2 separate regions of the Homo sapiens genome follow, and region 1 is linked to region 2. A link is an interaction called in ENCODE POLR2A ChIA-PET data of the cell type or tissue named here. Cell type or tissue: PC-9. All regions are shown on one strand. Links, peaks and the distances in the headings refer to the core of each region. The heading gives the core; the rest is flanking DNA. Region 1 overlaps MRTFA (myocardin related transcription factor A). Region 2 overlaps SLC25A17 (solute carrier family 25 member 17).

Region 1 (2,807 bases), core at 135-2,634, 320 kb before region 2:
ATTTATAGGCAATAAAACAACAACATGGACAGATGAGGTCCCTGCCCTCATAGAACATATGCTCTAGCAGGGAAAACATAATAAATAAGGTGTACGTATTATAATTTCAGGGAGTACATTATGTGAAGAAAAATATAGTGGAACAAGAGAACAGAGAGTGACAGGGGTGGTGATAATTTTAGATAGGGTACACAGAGAAGGCCCTTTTGAAGAGACCGATGACTCTTGGACAGAAACCTAAATAATATGACAAACCATAAAAATGATCTGGAGAGTATTCCAGACATAAGAAATTGCAAGTGCAAAGGCACTGAGAAAAGGCTTGCCTTGAAAAGAAAACTAAAATAGAAGAAATGAGGACTCTGACCAGGCGCGGTGGCTCACGCCTGTAATCCCAGCACTTTGGGAGGCCAAGACAGGCAGATCACAAGGTCAGGAGATCGAGACCATCCTGGCTAACACGGTGAAACCCCGTCTCTACTAAAAATACAAAAAGTTGGCTGGGCGTGGTGGTGGGCACCTGTAGTCCCAGCTACTCGGGAGGCTGAGGCAGGAGAGTCGCTGGAACCCGGGAGGCAGAGCGTGCAGTGAGCCGAGATCGCACCACTGCACTCCAGCCTGGGTGACACAGCAAGACTCCCATCTCAAAAAAAAAAAAAAAGAAATGAGGACTCTAATGTGTTTAGCTCTTACATTGTGTTGTCACTGGGTAGAAGTACTACTACGGTGACTCATTTCATCTCAATGGCTATTTGAGATATGTACTATCTCATAGATGAAGAAGCTGCACAAGTGGTAACAGGTAGAGCCAGAGTTCAAACACAGGTTGGCCTGATATCAAAGCTTGTGCTTTTTCTACTATATCACATTTATGCCACAGTCATAATAAAAATATTAATAACTATAAATAAATATTATTCCCCACATCCTCAAAAATCTGAAGCTCACCACTTCATTTTGGGTAGCTGCTCATCTCCCCCCTTGAGGTGACCTCCTATTCTAATGGTGGCAAACAGATCTCAAAGTGCCAATTACTTCAATGTCATCAGTCTCTTTCCTGAGGATCTATAAAGCAATGTGCAACCAACTCCATCATGTAAGATCTGGGCATAGCATGCACTTGCACCAGATGCCTGAACAGGGTGGAGATAAACTAGGAATGTGCTTCCTTTAGCACTTTTAGGTAGGGCCATCTGAACACTCCCTTCCAAAGTTAAAGGCACCAAGAACAGCATTTTCCTTATTGCATTAGTTCTGCCCATTCACTGAGAAAATATGGGCAGCCTTGAATCTCATTTGCTAATCCCTGCTGGTATCACTGATGCTGACATTCTGCACCCAACTTTGTTGTACAGATTCAAAACTTGGAATAGGGTAGTCATTCTAGAGCAAACCAAAAGTGACAAAAAATTGTTTTCCTTAAAATTAAATTAGGCCAGGGACAGTGGGTTGTGCCTATAATCCCAGCACTTTGTGGGGGTCAAGGTGGGAGGATTACTTGAGAGCTGGAGTTGGAGACCAACCTGGGCAACACAGGGAGACAACATCTGGTTGTGTGTGCCTGTAGTGTATGCCTGTTGACCCAGACTGCAGTGAGCCACCACTGTGCCACGGCACTCCAGCCTGAACAAGAGTGAGCCCGTCTCAAAAAAACAAAACACAGAGACAGGATCTCACTCTCTTGCCGAGGCTGGAATGCAGTGGTGCAGGATCACAGCTCACTGTAATCTCAAACTTCTGGGCTCAAGTGATTCTTCCACCTCAGCCTCCCAAATAGCTAGGACTGCAGGCGCTCTCCACCACGTCTGGCTAATTTTAAAAAAATTTTTTTGTAGAGATGGGGTCTCACTATATTGCCCAGGTTGGTTTCAAACTCCTGGTCTCAAGCAATCCTCCTGCTTCAGTCTCCCAAAGTGCTGGAATCACAGGCGTGAGCTACTATGACAGACCTAAAGTAATTTTTTTTTTTTTTTTTTAAGATAGGGTCTCAGCCAGGCGCAATGGCTCACGCCTGTAATCCCAGCACTTTGGGAGGCCGAGGCGAGTGGATCACGAGGTCAGGAGATCAAGACCAACCTGGCTAACATGGTGAAACCCCATCTCTACTAAAAATACAAAAAAGTAGCCGGGTGTGGTGGGGGGCGCCTGTAGTCCCAGCTACTCGGGAGGCTGAGGCAGGAGAATGGCATGAACCCAGGAGGCAGAGCTGGCAGTGAGCCGAGATAGTGCCACTGCACTCCAGCCTGGGTGACAGAGTGAGACTGTCTCAATAAAAAAAAAAAAATTAAAATTAAAATAAAAAGATAGGTCTCATTCTGTCGCCAGGATGGAGTACAGTGGTGCGATCATGGCTCACTGCAGCCTTGACCTCCCGGACTCAATCAGTCCTCCCACCTCAGCCTCCTGAGTAATCGGGACTACAGACGCACAGTAGCATGCTTGACCAATTTTTGCTTTTTGGGGGTTTGTTTTTGTAGAGATGGTGTTTCACCATGTTGCTCAGGCTGGTCTCAAACTCCTGGACTCAAGTGATCCGCTCACCTCAACCTCCCAAAATGTTGGGATTACAGGCTTTGCTGGGATTGGGCATGAGGCACTACACCTGGCCCTTTTCTATGGGAAGCAGTAGGGAATAGAAAGGTGATTAAAAATTAGACCATATGGGTTGGGTTATAGATAGATAGATAATTAGATAGACAAACAATCTGAAGCTTATTCAAATGTTTATGTATCAAGTTTTCTATGGATAAAGAAAAAAAAAACAGTAAATTCTCACTCTTCAGTCCTAAATGATGTAAAATTTTAGC
Region 2 (2,807 bases), core at 137-2,636:
GTGTTATTTTAAGCCACTAAGTCTTGGTCATTTGTTACAGCAGCAATAGAAAACTAATACAGCCGGATTACTATTACGCAAATTGTGGACACAAACACTGGGAAGCAGAAGGAAGCCCTGGGCCAGCTTTCAGGTTGACTGACTGGGTGCCACAGTAATACCAGACAGGCAGTACCAGTCCCAGCTAGTAACTGTGAGTATGGGAACCTGACATGCCAAAGGTGACTTGGAGCACCCAGCTGGAACAGGAAATTCTGTGCCCAGAAAGCTAACCATTATCATATTTTGCCAGAAACCCATTCCACTTTTTTGCTACAATCCCTGGAGGCTGGAAGCAGTAAACAGATAGGCAGAGGCAGGGGGAAAGCTGTGAAGTGGGGAGGAAACTAAAAGCTGACCAGTTTTAACCAATTAAAGGAAAGGGTACACACACATACACACACATGTATGGATTTCTTTTAGGCTTTGTTAGAAAACGTAAGTGTAAATGTGAGGGTTAAATATTTAAAGTTGAAATGTAGGCTTCCATTTCCAGCAATATGGTAGCCTAGACAACGTGCTGCAAAATACCTAGAAATGTCGAATAAAATATATATAACAAATATCCTTTAAATGCTTAGCTGAGCTTGCAAGAAAGTAAGGGAAATCCATTGGGGCCAGAAAGAAGATTAAAAACCTACAGGGTTATGAAGGCTCTTCTATTTTGGTTGTCTGAGGATTTTTTTTGCCAGTCTAATTGCTCAAGGGGCTTAAAAAAAAAGGTGAAATTAACATATTATAAAATTAACCATTTTAAAGTATTCCATTCTATATATTCATAATATTATTCAACCAGTACCAAAGTTCCAAAATATTTTCATCATCCCAAAGAAAATCTCATACTCATTAAGCAAGTACTTCCCATTTCCCCCTTCACTCAGTTCCTGGCAGCCACTAATCGGCTTTCTGTCTCTATTCTGGATATTTACTCTAAAGGAAATCATGTAACCTGTGACTTTTTGCTACCGGCTTTTCCTTTCTTGTCTTAGAGATGGGGTCTTGCTATGTTGCCCAGGCTGGAGTACTGTCTGTACCTATTCATAGGCACAATCATTGTATACTACAGCCTTGAACTCCTGGCTCAAGTGATCCTTCTGCCTCACTCTCCCAAGTAGCTATGACTACTGATGATTGCCACCATGCCCGGCCATGGCTTCTTTACACTTATCATGCTTTCAAGGTTCACCCATCTTGTAGCACATACAAATTCTTCATTCCTTTTTATAGCTGAGTGTTCCATTGTGTGTATATGCCACATTTTATCTATTCAAAATGTTTTGGAATGAGATAGAGGTGGTGGTTATACAACATTGTGAATGTATTAAATACCACTGAACTATGCTTGAAATAAGTTTATGTTGTATGAATTATATCTCAATTAAAAAAATTAATCCTCACAACAACCCAGTGAAGCAGGCACTATCATTCTCTTTATTTTATAGACAAGGAAGCAGATGCCAAAAGGTACAGCAATTTTCCTAAAGTCAGACAGCTTGTGATAGAATCAGTATTTGAACATAGGCAGCCTGACTACAGAACTCACGCTCTTACTATAATTAAAACTTTTTAAAAATTACTAATATAGAAATAAAAATTAGAGGCCAGGTGCGGTGGCTCATGCCTGTAATCCCACCACTTTGGGAGGCCAAGGTGGACGGATCATGAGGTCAGGATATCGAGACCATCTTGGCTAACATAGTGAAACCCCTTCTCTACTAAAAATACAAAAAATTAGCTGGGTGTGGCAGCGTACACCTGTAGTCCCAGCTACTCAGGAGGCTGAGGCAAGAGAATAGCATGAACCCGGGAGGCGGAACTTGCAGTGAGCCGAGATCGCGCCACTGCACTCCAGACTGGGTGACAGAGCAAGACTCCATCTCAAAAAATAATAATAATAATAATGTACTCCAAATGCTAAAGGTAAATTTGGAACACAGCATTCTATACCTCAGGGACTTGCTATATTTGTCTCCTAGCCAAGCAAACACAAAGATGACTGTTTTTATAAGCAGCTGTTACCTGAAGCAAAATTATTTGTTATATATGTGAGTCTTATGCCAAGCTGTATAAGCATATAACTTTTCAGAATTTGAATTAAATTTATCTTAACATAAACACTCATTTTTTTCCCCTGAGGACTGTCTGTTCACTTACATAAAATTAGAAGGCACAAAATACCGAGAAGATAACCACAATGTACAATACTGTTGTGCGAGAGGCATAAAATAAATCCATTATTTTGAGTCCCACAGAATTCTAACCATCTATCTGAGTGGGAGTTCTAACGCTGACAGCAATTACAATTTTAAACAATCTATTTCCCAAGAGACACCCTTCTTTGTATCTCACTCAAAACATTTTTAATTACAACACTCTATCTTCCCACCCCCACAGCATTTAACCATTCAGTGTTGGGAGAATAAGTGACTTCCTACACTATATTGGCACTTGAAGCAGTGGAGTCCCTTCAGCTGAGAAGTGAGGAGATGGGGCAGGGTAGTTAAGGGGTCTGCCCAAAGCCAGAGTGGCAGAGGCAAGGTTACAACCAAGATCTCTGACTCCTACTCCTACTGTTTATTGTTCTCCTACAGAAGTTCTCAACCTTTTTTCAATGAAGACACACATGACGTTGAAATTTTCTTTTCCACTTATAAAAGTGTACACAACACACACACATAAGATCTGGGAAAATCAAACAACTAATTCTTAAGAATGATTATATGGGAAGGGAGGGAATTAAGAGTGGTTTCCATTTCTCATGCTACGCA

The links. Peaks named below come from ENCODE experiments on the same cell type or tissue, not always from the same donor. Only the 100,000 strongest peaks of a DNase experiment are listed, where the experiment ranks them.
Region 1: POLR2A ChIA-PET joins it to region 2 with 5 read pairs; 3 of 35 experiments call an interaction of 5 or more read pairs at or near these places.

Annotation. Positions count from the first base shown.
Region 1 is chr22:40,481,415-40,484,221 of GRCh38, forward strand. All of the region lies in intron 3 of MRTFA (myocardin related transcription factor A), which reads right to left. Among named protein-coding and RNA genes, the nearest start is that of MRTFA-AS1, 39 kb to the right of the region's middle. In PC-9, for the core only: no CTCF peak of the experiment used is centred there; DNase peaks (open chromatin) are centred at 727 and 1,177; H3K27ac peaks cover 1,339 bases.
Region 2 is chr22:40,805,830-40,808,636 of GRCh38, forward strand. All of the region lies in intron 1 of SLC25A17 (solute carrier family 25 member 17), which reads right to left. Among named protein-coding and RNA genes, the nearest start is that of MIR4766, 6.7 kb to the right of the region's middle. In PC-9, for the core only: no CTCF peak of the experiment used is centred there; no DNase peak of the experiment used is centred there.